Regions from separate parts of the Homo sapiens genome. Here region 1 is linked to region 2. A link is a loop called in an ENCODE intact Hi-C map of the cell type or tissue named here. Cell type or tissue: endothelial cell of umbilical vein. All regions are shown on one strand. Each heading gives the region's core, and the rest is flanking DNA. Links, peaks and the distances in the headings are about the cores only.

What was found. Peaks named below come from ENCODE experiments on the same cell type or tissue, not always from the same donor. Only the 100,000 strongest peaks of a DNase experiment are listed, where the experiment ranks them.
Region 1: it touches region 2 in a loop (11-fold over the local background); 3 of 110 quality-filtered maps call a loop at or near these places.

The regions. Positions count from the first base shown.
Region 1 is chr14:54,327,419-54,335,456 of GRCh38, reverse strand. No RefSeq gene overlaps it. Among named protein-coding and RNA genes, the nearest start is that of CDKN3, 66 kb to the left of the region's middle. In endothelial cell of umbilical vein, for the core only: a CTCF peak has its summit at 6,149; DNase peaks (open chromatin) are centred at 3,806, 4,386 and 6,166; H3K27ac peaks cover 1,840 bases.
Region 2 is chr14:53,887,203-53,895,240 of GRCh38, reverse strand. The region is part of intron 2 of LOC107984676 (a long non-coding RNA gene); the gene reads left to right. Among named protein-coding and RNA genes, the nearest start is that of LINC02331, 40 kb to the right of the region's middle. RefSeq lists an enhancer at 1,674-1,783. In endothelial cell of umbilical vein, for the core only: no CTCF peak of the experiment used is centred there; DNase peaks (open chromatin) are centred at 3,490 and 4,340; H3K27ac peaks cover 2,365 bases.

The sequences.
Region 1 (8,038 bases), core at 1,573-6,572, 440 kb before region 2:
TTGTAAACACCATGAATATTTATTATTTCTATCTTGTCCTAGGTAAACAGAAAGGTTTTTTGCATGAAAATAATTTGGATTTCAGTCAATTCATTATGTGGCTATTTCATGGGGTGATGAGGTATTAGTAATTAAAAAAGAAAAAGGAGGCACAGGCAGAGTTATCACCTCCTGCTTTGCCTTGCCACCTCTAAACTCTGCCAGTTATATGAAGTCCCTCTGTGGCTGTCATAGGACATTGTGGTCATTTGTTTTCACACCACACTCCCCACCCTGCTGGTCTCTCAATTCCTTGAGAGCAGGGATCCTGTCTTAATTATCTCAGTAATGCAGAGTAGATTCCTACAAAATGTTTCTTAAAGAATGCATTCCTTTTGTGCATAGGATATTTTATAAGTCATCTAATATATTTAATTTTCATTGAACTCATTTGATTAGAAATAGGAAAAATGTACCTTAATATTTTCCAATTATGTTATTATGATCTTATATACGAGAAGGAATTCCTGATTAAGACCATGCTTCATAGAAAATTGGAGAGTAGTTTAATATGTGTTAGGGTGAAGGGAATTTGTTAAGCATGGAAGTGATATAATCTAGTACTTCACCTGAGATAAACTAGATGGAAAATTCAACTTTTCCCCATGTAACGTCAAAAAATGACTTAAGCCAACAGTAAGCCCAAACCTGCATTTTGTAGTGTGATTAGTATATGTGTAAATGTAAAAATTCTCTACATTTTGACAGTTGAAAGATATTTAATGTCATTTTAATTCAGGCTTATACAAGGGAGGATTTCAGCAACACTCCTTGGAAGCCATAGCTATCACAACAGAAAGAGTATCAGAAGTCTAGGTAATTTTATTTTTACCATCAGTGGTTTGAGTTTGGTATTTGATTTTGAACTTCATGGTAAATGTGGCATTCCTGGTATTACTACCGTAGCCTTTGTATATTACATTGCTTTGGTCCACAATCAAGATGGTAAAGCTCAACAGTCCTGGAGCCCACAGTTAGGCTTTATTCATAGAAATTAATTCAACTTTAAAATATCTATATGGTAAAGAAAATATTTACAAAGACCAATGAAATGTGCACATAATTATATACCAATTTTTAAATTACAAATTTGAACTTCTTTCCTAAATCTTTTGTAGGAATTTTTAAAGGTAACAATATCCAATAATTGTCTTATGATCTCCTTTTGCAAGCTTTCCTAGGGTGCTACACAGATATATAAAGCTGCCAAATGGCATGTTGAAACATTGAAAAAATTAGTGTTTGAATAATATGAAAATTTAATTTTCTGAAGTAGCCCATACACTCTTATGTGATCTGATATAAAAGTTGTCCTTTCCTTTTAAATTTGACAAATTTTATATCAAGGAGTTTTTGGACATTTTCCTTCTGGGAAGGCTAGAAAAAAATTAGAAACTCTTCCATTCTTGACATCTATTGTATTTTGGAGAGTTTACGTTGGTAGGCTAATATGTGATATTATTTAAGAAGCAACAACAATTTATAGTTTGGCTGAAGCCGGTTCTTGTAATAATGACAGGCACGATTCAGCACTAATCCATGGGGATCTATGCAACATGGCAAACAATACACTTTCCAAGACGTGTTTGAATTATGAATCCAGTGGTGGGCGGTCTCTAAGTTTTGTGCAGAATAGCTTTGGTGTGAGTTGATGGAGCATTTTGTACCTGGGATTCAGAACTTTTATGAAGGCCAATACCCTGAAACTCATTCAAGCAATAAATTCACTTGTCTTTGAGTTTACAAGGCAATAAACAGTGAAGGCCTTTGACCTTAACATTTACTGAATACATTTGCAGCAGTTGTGTTTATTGACAACTATTTATAGGGAAGCATTGGGCACTGAATTTCCTAAGGGCCGGGGGATGGGGGGAGGTTAGGGTAACCAATTTTGCAGGTCTTTTTTAAAAAATAAAAATTCTTAATTTAATTTTCAGCTACTTGACAAATTTTTAGTTTTAGAGTTAGGGTTTGATTCTGTGTATAAATCATGCTTTGAGTATTTCTTTCATTGTGATAAAAGCTTGATTAGGTTAGGTATTTTTAAAGAAAACTCATAGGGAGAGGCTAACATTGGAATAAATGCTTGCCCATTAAATTCAACTCTACACTTTGAAAGTAGGACAGGTGAGAACGGTAAAAGGATTTAAAGTTATTATTATTTTTTTTCCCATGGATTCATTCTATGTCGTGAAGTAAATCACTTTTTTTCCATACGAACATACAGTTGTAAGGACTGATAATACGATGTCTCCGAAAGATGATGGAAGAATTTATTTATCCCAAGCACATTGTGCATTTTGAGTTTCATGGATTAAGCACGTAAAAGTAAAATAGGGATCTTTATTATTGAAATAATTGCTGTCATGGAACAGGCAGCCTGCTGCTCTTTGCTCTTCCTGAAAGTTGGGAGGGATCACCATTGCTCCACATTGCAGATGGGAACCTAGGCCATCTAGGTTTTGTTTTGGTCGGAGGGTGGGTCCGTGGTGATGACTGAATTAGGAAAGATGTAACAGGGCATGAAGCAACAGTAACGGGAAGGGCCACTTTTACTCAAGGAGATGCTTCCAAGTCAAGTTTTACTATAGACTCAAACCGCAGTTACTTCCCACCACGAGGGAACCCCTTCTGGTGACTCTATTTGAACATGCTTGAAATAGAAATTCCGTGCTGGTTTCGGTGGAGCTCAAGCTTTGGAGGACAAGATGTGCTGATCATTATCTTAACATCTGATGATGGTGGGAGTACCTGGAGGAGTAGTTAACAGAATCCATCCTTCTGGATTCCACGGTAACATTGACACCACACTCTCAGTAGAGGAATTCTGCAAAAACTGCATTTGGCAGCCTTGCAGTTAGCTTAAAATACTTCAGCTCACAAAATTCTTTACAAGCTTTCTTAGCACAGAAGGAGTAAACTGCAAATGAAGTATGTGTTCTTTTTGTCTAATAAGTGCTGTCACTTTTTATTAGATATTATGTATCTGTGGACCAACTCTATTGAGTCCTGGTCTATATTTTTGCTTATTGACTTGCATCTGGGCTTGCTTACATGTCTGTTTCAACAGGTTGTTAATATAAAGGCTGTTGCATTTGCTTGTTGAGGGGATGGCATCTGATTTGGTTGGTTTAGCTAGGTAAATCTGGTGTTACGGTGTTAGTGGCTAAGGTTCTAGTTAGCCCTGCCTAGAAACAAAAACATGTTTCAATTGCATCAAAATTGAAATTTGTGAAAGAAATGACCATATTTATTTCACAAAATATGGTCATTATTCTGGGGGAATGAAGGGATGGTGTGGGTGACTCTGGAAAATTCATTGATTAAACCCAGCAAAGCCCAGGGTAGATACTGCTGTTGGAAATCAGTTGGTGAGATAACTGACAATAGCTGGAATCATGCATCTTATAGAATTAAGAGTTTTGCATTATTCTTTTCATAATGATCAGACGCTTGTCAAGTGTTTCCCCATAGTCATATTCAGCATGACATTTCAATATGGTCTTCTCACATTGAAATTAATTTCATCTTAATTTAGCCGTTTGCTGGTGTGCTTCTGGCCTGTAATTGAAGACAACACTCCACACAAAGTTATGGGGTTGTGTGGTGATATTAGTTGGGCAAAGCAAGTGGCTGCTTTCTAAGGTTATCCTGTGTAATGCCTTTTTCCAGTTCAAGAGCATATCTTGTTTTAAACAACTTTTTGAAAGGCAGCCAAAGAAAAGGTTGGCTCTGATATGCCCTTACCCGTCCTGTTTATGGGATACAGTGTTCCATTTCTTGGAAGAAGATGATAAAGTGAAGTTGGATTTCGGAGGTGCACGGGAATATGTGTTCGTGTGTTTAAATTCTATGTGTAAGAGGAAAGCCCAAAGGAAAAGAATAAAATAGAAAAACATTACAATAGGAAGATGGATTACTATGTTATACTTAGTTACAGGTACCAAAGTAGGAGTGAAGTTCTAATCTTTTTTAGTGAAAAGAGTACATTAGGAACACCTAATGGTGATGAATTGGCATTACTTTGGATGGATTGAAGTTGGGGCAAGAACATGAGAAATGGCATGGATTTGGAGGAATTTTATTTTCTTTCCTGTTCACTCTTATCAAACATAAAGGCAAACAAAATTTTCTTGAAGGCCAGAATTGTTTTTGTGATTCAGCTGATCTCACATGTTAACTTTGGGACACTCACCTAGAAAAACGGGAAGCTTAACTCCCTGACAAAACTAGGAATTCCCTGAAATAACTAGAAACTTCCCAGAAAGTGGTACACTCAGCCTTGTGTGGAAAACAAACAAACAAACAAAAAATTCCACAGGCTGCGGAAACCTATTTGTTAAACAGCGAAGGGAAGTGCCGTTGGCCAGACAGTCTAAACACAGGAATGTCAGGCAGGAGATCAGATCTACAATCGGAAGGGGAGAAGAGGCTGATAAGGCCTCCAAGAAAGCAGGTCAGTCACCAAAAGTGGTTTCAGAGGTAAAGTGAGGAGGGCCAGGATGTTTGTGATACAATCACATTGTGCTGCTAAATTCTGGCACACACTGCAGGAGCTGATGAGCTGATGCTAAGAGGCACTATTTAAATAATGCAGTTTGTGCAAATGTGGAACCCCCCCAAATTGTGCTTACATATGACATGAAATACGTTACATTTAATGTGAAACAATCTTACTGGGAAGTAGTCTTCCTCCTTCTCAACAGGGCATCTTCTGTAGTCAGTGCCATTGAGCAACATGTTAGTTGTATAACTAGGGTTAGAGATGATGTGTGTGTGTGTGTTTTTTGTTTTTTGTTTTTTTTTTTTTTGAGACAGGGTCTCACTCTGTGACCCAGGCTGGAGTGCAATGGTGTGATCATGGCTCACTGCAGCCTTGACCTCCTGGGCTCAAGTAATCCTCCCACCTCAGCCTCCCAAGTAGCTGGGAGCACAGGCACCACCACATCTGACTAATTTTTAAAATTTTCTGTAGAGACAGGGTTTTACCATGTTCTCGAACTCCTGGGCTCAAAAGATCCACCCACCTTGGCCTTCCAAAGTGCTGGGATTACAGGCGTGAGCCACTGCACTAGGCCGACAATCTGTGTTTTGAACTCTGGATCTGCGAGGCTCATTTCCATATATTAACAGGGAGATCATTTTTGTGCAATGAGGATTTTATATGGCGTTACTTACTTTTCCTCCAAATGTAGACTTACTTCAATTAGGCTCAAGACAAGACACTTTCATGCTTCTCTTTCTATTTTTGGTTTCTTGGAAGTATAACCTTTCTGGAGAAGATGGCAACTTTGAACATTTTCTGTGCATTTGTGAGTTTCTAAGATTTCAATTTATGGTACCAATTCCTACCCTGAAACACTGGAACTTGTGGTCATAATGATAAGCAGTGAAAACAGAGTTTAAAAATGTACCCCAGGTAACCGTGAGAGTGAGCCTCGCTGGGGATGCTGTGCAGGTAACGGTGAGAGTGAGCCTCCTTGGGGATGCTGTGCAGGTAACCGTGTGAGTGAGCCTCCTTGGGGATGCTGTGCAGGTAACTGTGTGAGTGAGCCTCGTTGGGAATACTATGCAGCTGAACATTTTTGAACTCTTGCTTCATCACTTCTGATTCTGCCCTTGGAGGACAGAGATATGCAAAAGCACATGCTGGGGATTCAAAGGAAGCTAAACTGTATTCCAAGGTGTTCTGAAGCTTGTTTTCAGCCAGTGTAAGCGTGGTGTTCTTGACAGGGGGGTAGTGTTCAGGTGTCCGCATGTGGAAGGCGAACATTGCTGCTAAGTGAGAATTGTCAGTAAGTGGAAATCAGAAGCGGAATACCCTTAGCCTTCCTTCTTGTTCAACATTAATCTCAGGACTACATTTATAGGCTGATTCCAGATGTGCTTGATTCCAAGGCTGAGTTTTCAGAGGTGACACGTGGTGTTTACCTCCGCATAAAAAAGGTCAAATTGTGTTATAGATCGAAGGGCAAATGTCTGACTATCCCATGGGAGTGCCTGATAGATTGTTTGGTTGCAATTTGGCCCAGAAGCTGGAGGACAGAGTGCTTACCCACTGGAGTAGGGAAAAGATGTCATTCTCCATGGCTGCGGTAGAGGTCGCAGCTTGAAAGGAAAGAGCTACTTAGAGGACGTGAAATAGGAGCTTTTAATTTGGTGTCTGCCGGGGTCATTCCCCTTGGTGCACCACTCTAAGCTGCTGGCTGACTCTTGGTGTTGTTATTCTGCAGCTACGGTATTTGGTGAGCTCTGCTTTTAGGAACACTTAATTAGTTTGACCTGCCCCACTGCTTCTTACATGAGGGGAAGCATTCCAGGGATAGAGCTTGAGACCAGTGCCTCTCCAACTTGAGAAATGCATGGACGTCTTTTAAAGGGACAACATTGTCTTTGTGCATTCTGCTATTGACTAACATCCTTTTTATTATTATACTATATATGCACATTAAGTTTAGATATACATTTCTTATGCTTACAAAACCAGTACTATTCAAAATAATAATATTCATCAAATAGAGTGGATGATATCATTTTGCTAAATCCCAAATCACTGGCTAAGACTAGAAGCACAAATCTGAGGCTGAACCCTAAGTTTAATTTGTATTAAATTAAAGGATTTAACTTCAATGATGCTAGTTCAGAAAATTTCTGTACACGCAAGTAAGTTATGAGAAAAAGATGAATAACTTCAGGGCTTTGTTTACTAGTTTAGAAATTTCAGGCTTCATATGAAAGCCAAGTTTTGCTGGAAATCAGTTTTTCCAATGTCAATCTGAATGAGGCATCAGTTAATGATGGGAAGGTGTCTTCTGCACTAGAAGGTGTGATTAGCATTGAAGTGCATTGAAATCTGCATCAAATGAATATTTTATCCAATGCTTATTAGAATTGGGTCTAGAAATTTTTTTGTTGGTTATTTCCTATTGTACTTTGCCGATAGTGATGTACAAAGGTGGGGCCACCCAACACGTTAGCTCACACTATAAGCAGAATACAGACTGTTGTAGCAAAAAGTTCTTTTGAGCACTGCATGCCTATGTTACTATGAGCCTTGCGATGACTTTATTCCTCCACCAGTGTGTTTAAATGTGAAGTACCTTGAGATTGTCACATGTGGAGCACGTGCCAAGGGAAGGCAGAAGCAGATGCCAGGCATGGCGATTCCAGACCTGGGCTCAGTTGTAAGACACTAGCAAGATGATTCAGAATCTGCTTATGTTACACATCTGAGATGGTTGTCATGGGAAAAAAATAAAAGTTCTAATGGAGCACCGTAGCCAACAGGTGGAAACAACTCACATGTTCATCAATGGATGGATAAGCAAACTGTGGTGTATACATGTGCACACACACACACACGTGAATATAATTTAGTCTTAAAAAGGAAGGCAATCCTGACAAGTTACAACATAGATGATCTTTGAAAATTTCATGCTAAGCGAAATAAGCCAGTCACAAAAAGACAAATATTGTATGATTCTACTTATAGAAGGTACCTAGGGGTAGCCAAAATCACGGAAACAGAAAGTAGGATGATAGTTTCCCAGGGCTGAGGGATAGGGTATGGGAGTTGGTGTTTATGGATAGAGTTTCATCTGGGGTAGATGAGAAAGTTCTGGAGACAGGTGGTAATGATGGTTGCAAAACAATTTGAATGTACTTAAGTGTCACTAAATTTTATTTAGAATTGGTTAGACTAGTACATTTTATGTTGTATATTTTACCACAGTAAAAAACTGTAACAGAGCAATTTCGGATTCCCAGGAATACTTCAGTCTGATAAACTGCTTTGACCTGTGGATGTCCCAGCATGGGCCAGGACGCCAGGACCAGGCCACTGTCCTTGGTGAGATGAGGAAAAAACAGACCAGTGCCCTAGCTTCTCCTAAAGCTAAGGTTTATTCTGGGTTTATGTTTACGTCGATCCTTTTCTGGAGAGTGGAGGCTTAAAATCTTCTTCCTTTTGTGAAATGAAGAGAGAAGCAGTTGATTTTTT
Region 2 (8,038 bases), core at 1,267-6,266:
AGAAAGAAAGAAAGAAAGAAAGAAAGAAAGAAAGAAAGAAAGAAAGAAAGAAAGAAAGAAAGAAAGAAAGAAAGAAAGAAAGAAAGGAAAAGAAAGAAAGAAAGAGGGAAAGAAAGAGAGGAAGGAAGGAAGGAAGGAAGGAAGAGAGGGAGGGAGAGAGGGAGGGAAGGAAGGAAGGAAGAAAGGAAGAAAGAAAGGGAGGGAGGGAGGGAGGGAGGGAAGGAAGAAAGAAAGAAAAAAGAAAGGAAGGAAGGAAGGAAGGAAAAGGAAAAATAAAAAAGGAGGAGAGAATTGTGCCATGTGGCTGTGATTATTGATATCTGTGATCAGCAGGTACATGTCTTAGAACAGTCAGTCCTCAAGAGAATCTCTGGACTTTCCTTCTGAGATTTCAGGACAAATGTTCAAGGGCAGGACTTCTTTCCTCTGCAAGGGCAGATGCTATGTTTTTTTATTTCTAAGGATTTTCTTCAGCATCTAGCTCAGTGCCTTGCACATTGTCAAAAAATATCTGGTGATGAGTAATATCAGTGGAACTAAAACCGTAACCAAAACTCCTTCCTCTACATCCTGTCCTCTCACCACTTCTAAAAAAAACCAGCTCTGATTTTATGGCTCCGAGAATTTCTATTCACAGAGTTGTGCTCTGAAAGCAACACCCTGCATTGGTTCTGCTGGGCAGGTGAAGCATCACCTGCCCCTCAGCTTTGTTAGTTTGGAAGTTTCACTCTCATCTACCTTCTGACTTGAAATGTCTATTGAATTCACTGCATATCTAGAGGAAGGAGAAGATGCAACTGGAAGGGGCTGGGGCTATTTAGCTTTTAACGCAAGACTTTTGGTTCTCTGTAATTTTTACTTGTTCTTCTCTTAGTTTTGCTTACAAGTAAAATGAACATACACTAAAGCCTTAAAACTGGTAGAGAATGCTTATCTAACAGAGTGATGTTTATTTATGCTTGTCAGACAGTTTTATTGTGCTTAAGACTCTCTCTTTTCATTTGTTTTCATTCTTTGATTTTTTTCCCCCTTGCACATACAAGTGGAAATACCCTAAATATGGCCTTTTGTAACCAACAATTGCTTTCTACTCCACATACATTTGGATCATTGTGAAGGAATCCCCCAGGAGTTTTACTGAAAAGGAAAAGACAGAATGATGCCAGGAGGTGAGGGGCTGTTTTATCTAGTGCGCAAGTGAAGGCATGCACTATCTTCAGGAAGATGTGCCTAGAATTGTTTGACTGGTGCTTGCCCACTGGTGTGTGAGAAAAACTGGGATGGGGTGTTGGTGAAGCTCCCAGGGCTAAAAAGATGGTGCATAATGCATTCCAGAAAACACATGACCTGGAAAAACTAAACTCACCAATCGCTTCTCAGTGAAAGGACTCTTACCCAAGTACTTAAGTCCTTGGTGAAGTGTGTACTTAGGAGGGACCGTCTCAGCCCCTGCCTTTCACTCCTGTTATTGGTGAGCCCCCTTTCTGATGTATAATATCCTTTCTGGGGAGTTTTGTGGGTAACTTACAGAGTGGTACAGTGGAAAGACCTTATCTGAAAGACCTGGTGGCCATATTCTTCTTGGCTTTGCTACTTTCCAGCTATTTGACCTCGCCACTTAACCTTCCTGAACTCCTGTTTTCTACTTTGCCTATTTCATAGACTGGTTGTGAACATAAACTAAGTAGTCTCTGTGAACAGATCTAGAAACTGAGAAAGTACTATGCAAATTGAAGGCACCTTTCGCACTTTAATTTTCTTTTTAATTTTAGAAACAGCAGGTTATTGCTGGTAAGTGGAAGATGGTATGGAAGAAAAAGTCATTATTTTGTTCCAATAATGTTTCTGATAAAACCATATAAACTGGAGTTCTTTTTGTATGAACCATTTTTGATTACCTAGGATTCATTAGTTGACAAAAGAGACATATCATATGAGGTTGATGCAACAGTTTACAATTAAACAAATTAGAAGCCTATTTTGTAACCACATTTTTGTAGCAAGTATTATTTGTATACTTTTTCTTTTGTTGAAGAGACAGGGTCTTGCTCTGTTGCCTAGGGTAGAGTGCGGTGGCATGATCATAGCTCATAGCTGACTGTAGCCTTGAACTCTTGGGCTCAAGAGACCCTCCTGGAATACTTTTTAAATGGGTGTTTAAGGTGATTGAAAAGCTGAATTATGGTTGCTTTACACTGCTTAGGTAACATTTATACAATTATTCTATTTACACAGAATTACCAATGTATAATAATTCAATTACTATAGTTAATTTTACTTAATCAGAATTATGCAACTTATTTTACTTATTCAGATTCTTTCTTCATTTGGTATAGGAATTTTTTTTTCTAACTCATGATATTTGAGACTTCTTTTCTTGGTTCACGTACTTTATAGTTACATCATTCTTTATAATTTTCAAAGCCTTTCACAGACATTACTTAATTTGATGCTTGCATGATATAAAATTTCTGTGTGTTTCCTCTCAAAGTAATAAGGGAGGTGAGACACTGGTGACTGTAACAGTCCTCTGAAACCAAGCGCTAAGTTTACTGTAAGGATGTTAAGTCAGATCCTCCTTATTAGATGTTCTCATAGCACTGCCTCCCTTTCCTTGATGCTCTTGCCACAGTTGTATTGTACATTTACTTCTGTGATTATTTGACTAATGTCTTTCCCTTTCACTAAATGTTAAGCTCCATGAAGGCAGGGACCAGTCTGTGTTTGGAGCACCTTTCTTAGGTGTTTGGACACCTTTGTATCTCCGGCTCTTGTATCTTGTTGTATCTCCCTCCATTCTTTACATAGTGCCTGGCACTTAGTAGGAGGTCAGTGAGGAATTGTCAAATGAATGAATGAGACCTGGACATTGCTTGATACACTACACAGGTTTTACCTTTTTTTTGGCAGGGGTGGGGGGGTGGAGGTGGGGTGGGACAGAGTCTTGCTCTGTCACCAGGCTGGAGTGCAGTGGCACAATCTCGGCTCACTGAAACCTCCACCTCCCGGGTTCAAATGATTCTGTCTTAGCCTCCCGAGTAGCTGGGATTACCGACATGCACCACCACGCCTGGCTAAGTTTTTTTTGTATTTCTAGTAGAGATGGGGTTTCGCCACATTGGCCAGGCTGGTCTCTAACTTCTGGCCTCAAGTGATCCACCTGCCTTGGCCTCCCAAAGTGCTGGGATTACTGGTGTGAGCCACTGCACCCAGCCTTGGGTTTACCTTTTTCAGGTCTCCTGGGAGATGTTTTTTGTGGTCTTAGCATTGCAAACAACCATGTCTCTCCTGAGCATTTGGTTTGCTCTCACCCAGTGGACACTGTGGGCTGTGTACCTGATTATATTTTCCTGTCCTTGTTGGCTGCTATAAAGCTTTAAAACAAAGTTTGGTCGACATTTAGCAGATGTGTAGGACTTCATGGTATATATTTTGTGAACTGGCCACTTCCCATTTACAACTTATACCCCTTTCCTTATTTTCCTTTACCATCCTTTTGTTTACTATATTGCATATTTTATGTGACCTTTGCTATATTGTAAGTCCATTTGGCAGCAAGGTAGGTTATTAAAAAGTAGTACTCATATTAACTGCCCTTAATATACTGGGGGTAGTAGATAAAGGATTAGAATTTCAGGAATGCAACATTTTCATATGATAATAATTTCTTTTAAATTTGTGTTTTTTTTTCACAGTGAAGGAATGATAAGAATTGATGTTCATACTGAGATTCTCGGTTTCTAGCAAAATAAGATCCCATAATTCCATTGAAATGTGGACTTCTGATGTCTACTTAATGTTTAGAGGGTGTGTGAGAAATGAGAACGTCAGCTGAATAATGCTTTGCTAAAAAGATTTTTTGGCTTTTCTCTTGGTCATCCTTTTATTTTTTGGAAGCAAAGATAAGGTGAGGTTCATCTCTGGCCCCACACACTCAGTGTTGCTTTGTTTTTCCCTAGGTTTCGGGATGTAAAAGTGTGGAAAACTTATTTCCCACGCAGAACCCTTGGTCCAGTTTAGGCCTTCTCAGGCATTCTTTTGGCAATGCTCTCTGAACTCTGTAGCCCCTGAATTAAATCTTAAAAATAGTTCCAGCCACAACTTCCACAGAGCTCAAGCAACTAGATTTGTAGCACCAGCAGACGAAGGAGCAACCTCTTGCCTTCTCTCTCTACTTTTGAAACTTTAATGACCCCCACTGTTGGGGGCAGGGAACTTTTGTTTATAGTGAAGCACCACTTTCAGTTATACTCATGATTATGTGACTCTCAGTGTTTGCTATGTCCTCACTCTTGGCCAACACAAATATGTTATCACATTCGACCTTCCTTAGCATAAGAATAACTTTGGAAGGCCACAAGATTTTCTAATAAACAAATAATGAAGGAAATGAGAGCACCTGCAAAAGGAAGGAAAATCTCCAACTGCAGATTAGGAGATAAGACATAACAAAGCCATCCATTCCTGGGATGTAGTGGTCCCTTCCAAGAATGCAGAATGCTGTGGCCACTTGTGTGGAATGCCTGCCCTGGAATGCTGGTTCCAAAACAAGCAATCTGCACCAGCCAGCATTGTCTCAACCACCATCACTGAATGGACCCCCGGGCATTCACTAAGTGAGTCTCTGTCTGACCCCCACCCAGGAGGGAGAGGAGGAACTGACTTCAGGTACCATTAGACTTGAAATTAACCCAGTGTGGGTAACAACTGACAATTAGCCAGTTCCAACCCTTCTCCCTTCCTGCTCTCTTCTCCCAACTAAATCTAAGCAGTTCTTGACGGCAATAACTTCGCTTTTTAAAGGCCTGTTTATGAAGCCAGGACTTGGAGTTGGGAGGAGAGAGGGTCCTCCCTAGCTTCTGTTAGCCTCAGTTTCATCTTCTGAAAATAATCCACTTAGACTAGAGGATCTCCAAAGTCCCTGTAGCTTTGGTCTACTTTTTTTAAAACACAGCATTAATTCTGTTTCCCTATTTCCAAAGATGCTCAAACTTCTTTAGAAAGCCCATTTTACCATCTTTAGTTTGTATGTTCTTCTTTTACTCCTTGCAGGAATAGCAGGCTCTGGATTCAGACTACATGGGATGAAATTCTTGCATCACGAATTACTACCTATGAGATCTTAAGCCAGTTTCTTAAACTTTCTAAGCTTCAGTTTCCTCATCTGAAGAGAAAAGGAACAGCAATAATGGTTATGTATATTTCCCAGGCTTGCTGTGAAAATTACAGGAGAAAATCCATATGCAACACCTTGTGTTCTTTCCTTTTCTTCTTCCCCTTCCCTCCTCCTCTTTTTCTCTTCTCCTTCCTCCCCAACCTTCCTTGCCTCCTCTCTACTCTGCCCACCACCTCCCTTTCCCACCACTTTCCTCACTTCTTTCTCTTTCTCTCATACTCTGTTGTACAGCTTGGGTACAACAGACTCTAGAAGAGGTCAGTAGCCAGATCTTGGGTAGGAATATTTTCCCTTCCACTTCCTCTACCTCCCACCATGGCCTGTGAGACAAGCCCAGAGGCCCCATGTACACAATACAAGTACACTTTGCCAGGTTCCCCAGGTAGCAGAAGAGGACCCCAAATGAATGGAGCTGCATGGAACAGGTGAGATGCATTCTGCTTGCACTGTCTTTCAGAAAGGATACAAGGACATTCTGGGGTGAAGCAATGCCCACATTTTAATTTAGGAAGTTCCTATAAACCTTCACATTCTCAGATTCATTAGGTTCTTAGAATGGTCTCCCTTTTGGAGCTACGACCACCACCATTACTGAGGGAAAGATGGGGTGGTGGGGAGGAAGAAATTGGAGACAAAATGGGAGAGGAAGGAAAAAAAAGTTAGTATAAGTAGGTGGTTGGCATATTTTGAGCTGGTTTGTTAAGAAGGTTGTAGTTGAGTTTTAGAAAAGGGGGTTACTTTTTTTTTTTAAACACACACACACACACACACACACACACACACCACCTATTATATCCTGAAACACTGATGCTAAGAGCTGTAAAAGTAGAACTCCACCTACAGAAGAGGGAAGCACATGACCAGGATCTCAGATAGGGATGGCAATTAGCCTGCACCCCAAGCACCTGCTCCTACCAAATGGTAGTGATTGCTTAGGATACTGAATTGAGAAAAATTTGGAGGCACACCTAGAATCAGGGGAGAAAAGTGCTACAATTTCTTATCAATGTCATCGACAAGGAGTGATGGGTCTATATGGAGCATATATTTGCCAGTTCCAGATTCAGATACACCATGATGACATCCCTTTCTCAAGCAGGAAGCAAAATCACCTAAGACTGCTCCAAGTTTAATGGGGCATGCCAAAAGAGGAGGAAGATAGGAGAATTCATTTCTTGGGATGTGATGGGGGATGAAATAGGGAAGCCAGGGTGGAGAAAACAGGACTGCTGAAGTGAACAGGGGAGGAAAAAGAAATTGTTGCCTAAGGGGGTATAAAATATCCACGAACATTAACTGTTTATGAGATGAAGTCATATGAAACAGTATTTTCACAAAAGTCTCTCCTTGCACCTGTTAATGTTTAACCTCTGCTGGGGTGAAGTCCAGCTGGACATATCTGCTGAGTGTAAATGGTTTTCTGGGTTTCCCATATGCTGTTTCTGTCTTAAGCTATTGATATTTGAAAGAAAAGAAAAAAAAAACCAACTTAACCCAAGTGTATGGAAGAAGCCGTGCTGTCTTTAATTCCCTTGATGAAAAGTTCTGTCTTTTAGATAAATTTGACTGTAACAAAGGCTCTAAAAGCTCTCCCTTGCCCTGAAGATTGTTGCTTACAGAGATGATAAATTAAATCTAAGGAATAATGCAAAATTTGATCATAGCCACTCATCACAAACTCAAATTTGAATTGTCCCTATGTCTTCCTGGCACTTTAGTTCTTTGGTATAAATTAGAATGTGTTCGCAAAGGTTTTCGTTTTTGAAAAAAATAATATGTTTTTTTAATGACAGCCAATACTTTCTTTTCTTTTTTTTTAAATTATTATTATACTTTAAGTTCTAGGGTACATGTGCACAATGTGCAGGTTTGTTACGTATATATACATGTGCCATGTTGGTGTGCTGCACCCGTTAACTCATCATTTACATTACGTATATCTCCTAATGCTGTCCCTCCCCCCTCCCCCCACCGCACAACAGGCCCTGGTGTGTGATGTTCCCCACCCTGTGTCCATGTGTTCTCACTGTTCAATTCCCACCTATGAGTGAGAACATGCGGTGTTTGGTTTTCTGTCCTTGTGACAGTTTGCTCAGAATGATGGTTTCTAGCTTCATCCATGTCCCTACAAAGGACATGAACTCATCCTTTTTATGGCTGCATAGTATTCCATGGTGTATATGTGCCACATTTTCTTAATCCAGTCTATCATTGATGGACATTTGGGTTGGTTCCAAGTCTTTGCTATTGTGAATAGTGCCACAATAAACATACGTGTGCATGTGTCTTTATAGCAGCATGATTTATAATCCTTTGGGTATACGCCCAGTAATGGGATGGACAGCCAGTATTTTCTTATTAAGCTCAAACCTCCAAGTGTAATCATAGTACATTTGATGTAGATATGGTGGTTTTGTGTGTGTCTCAATTTGGCAGTTATAAATTCATCACTGTCTGAAGTAGCACAATGAGGCCAGTGTAAGGAATCCTTTGTTAAGGTTTGTTTTCTTCTTTCTGTAATGCCTCCTACATTGAACTGAACACCCGTTCCTGTTGATTTTACCTTTTTTTTTTTTTTTTTTTTTTTTTTTTTTTTGAGACAGAGTTTTGCTCTTTTTACCCAGGCTGGAGTGCAATGGCACAATCTCGGCTCACAGCAACCTCCGCCTCCTGGGTTCAAGCGATTCTCCTGCCTCAGCCTCCCGAGTAGCTGGGATTACAGGCATTCACCACCACGCCCAGCTAATTTTGTGTTTTTAGTAGAGAAGGGGTTTCTCTATGTTGGTCAGGCTGGTCTCGAGCTCCTGACCTCAGGTGACCTGTGGCCTCCCAAAGTGCTGCGATTACAGGCATGACTCAGGG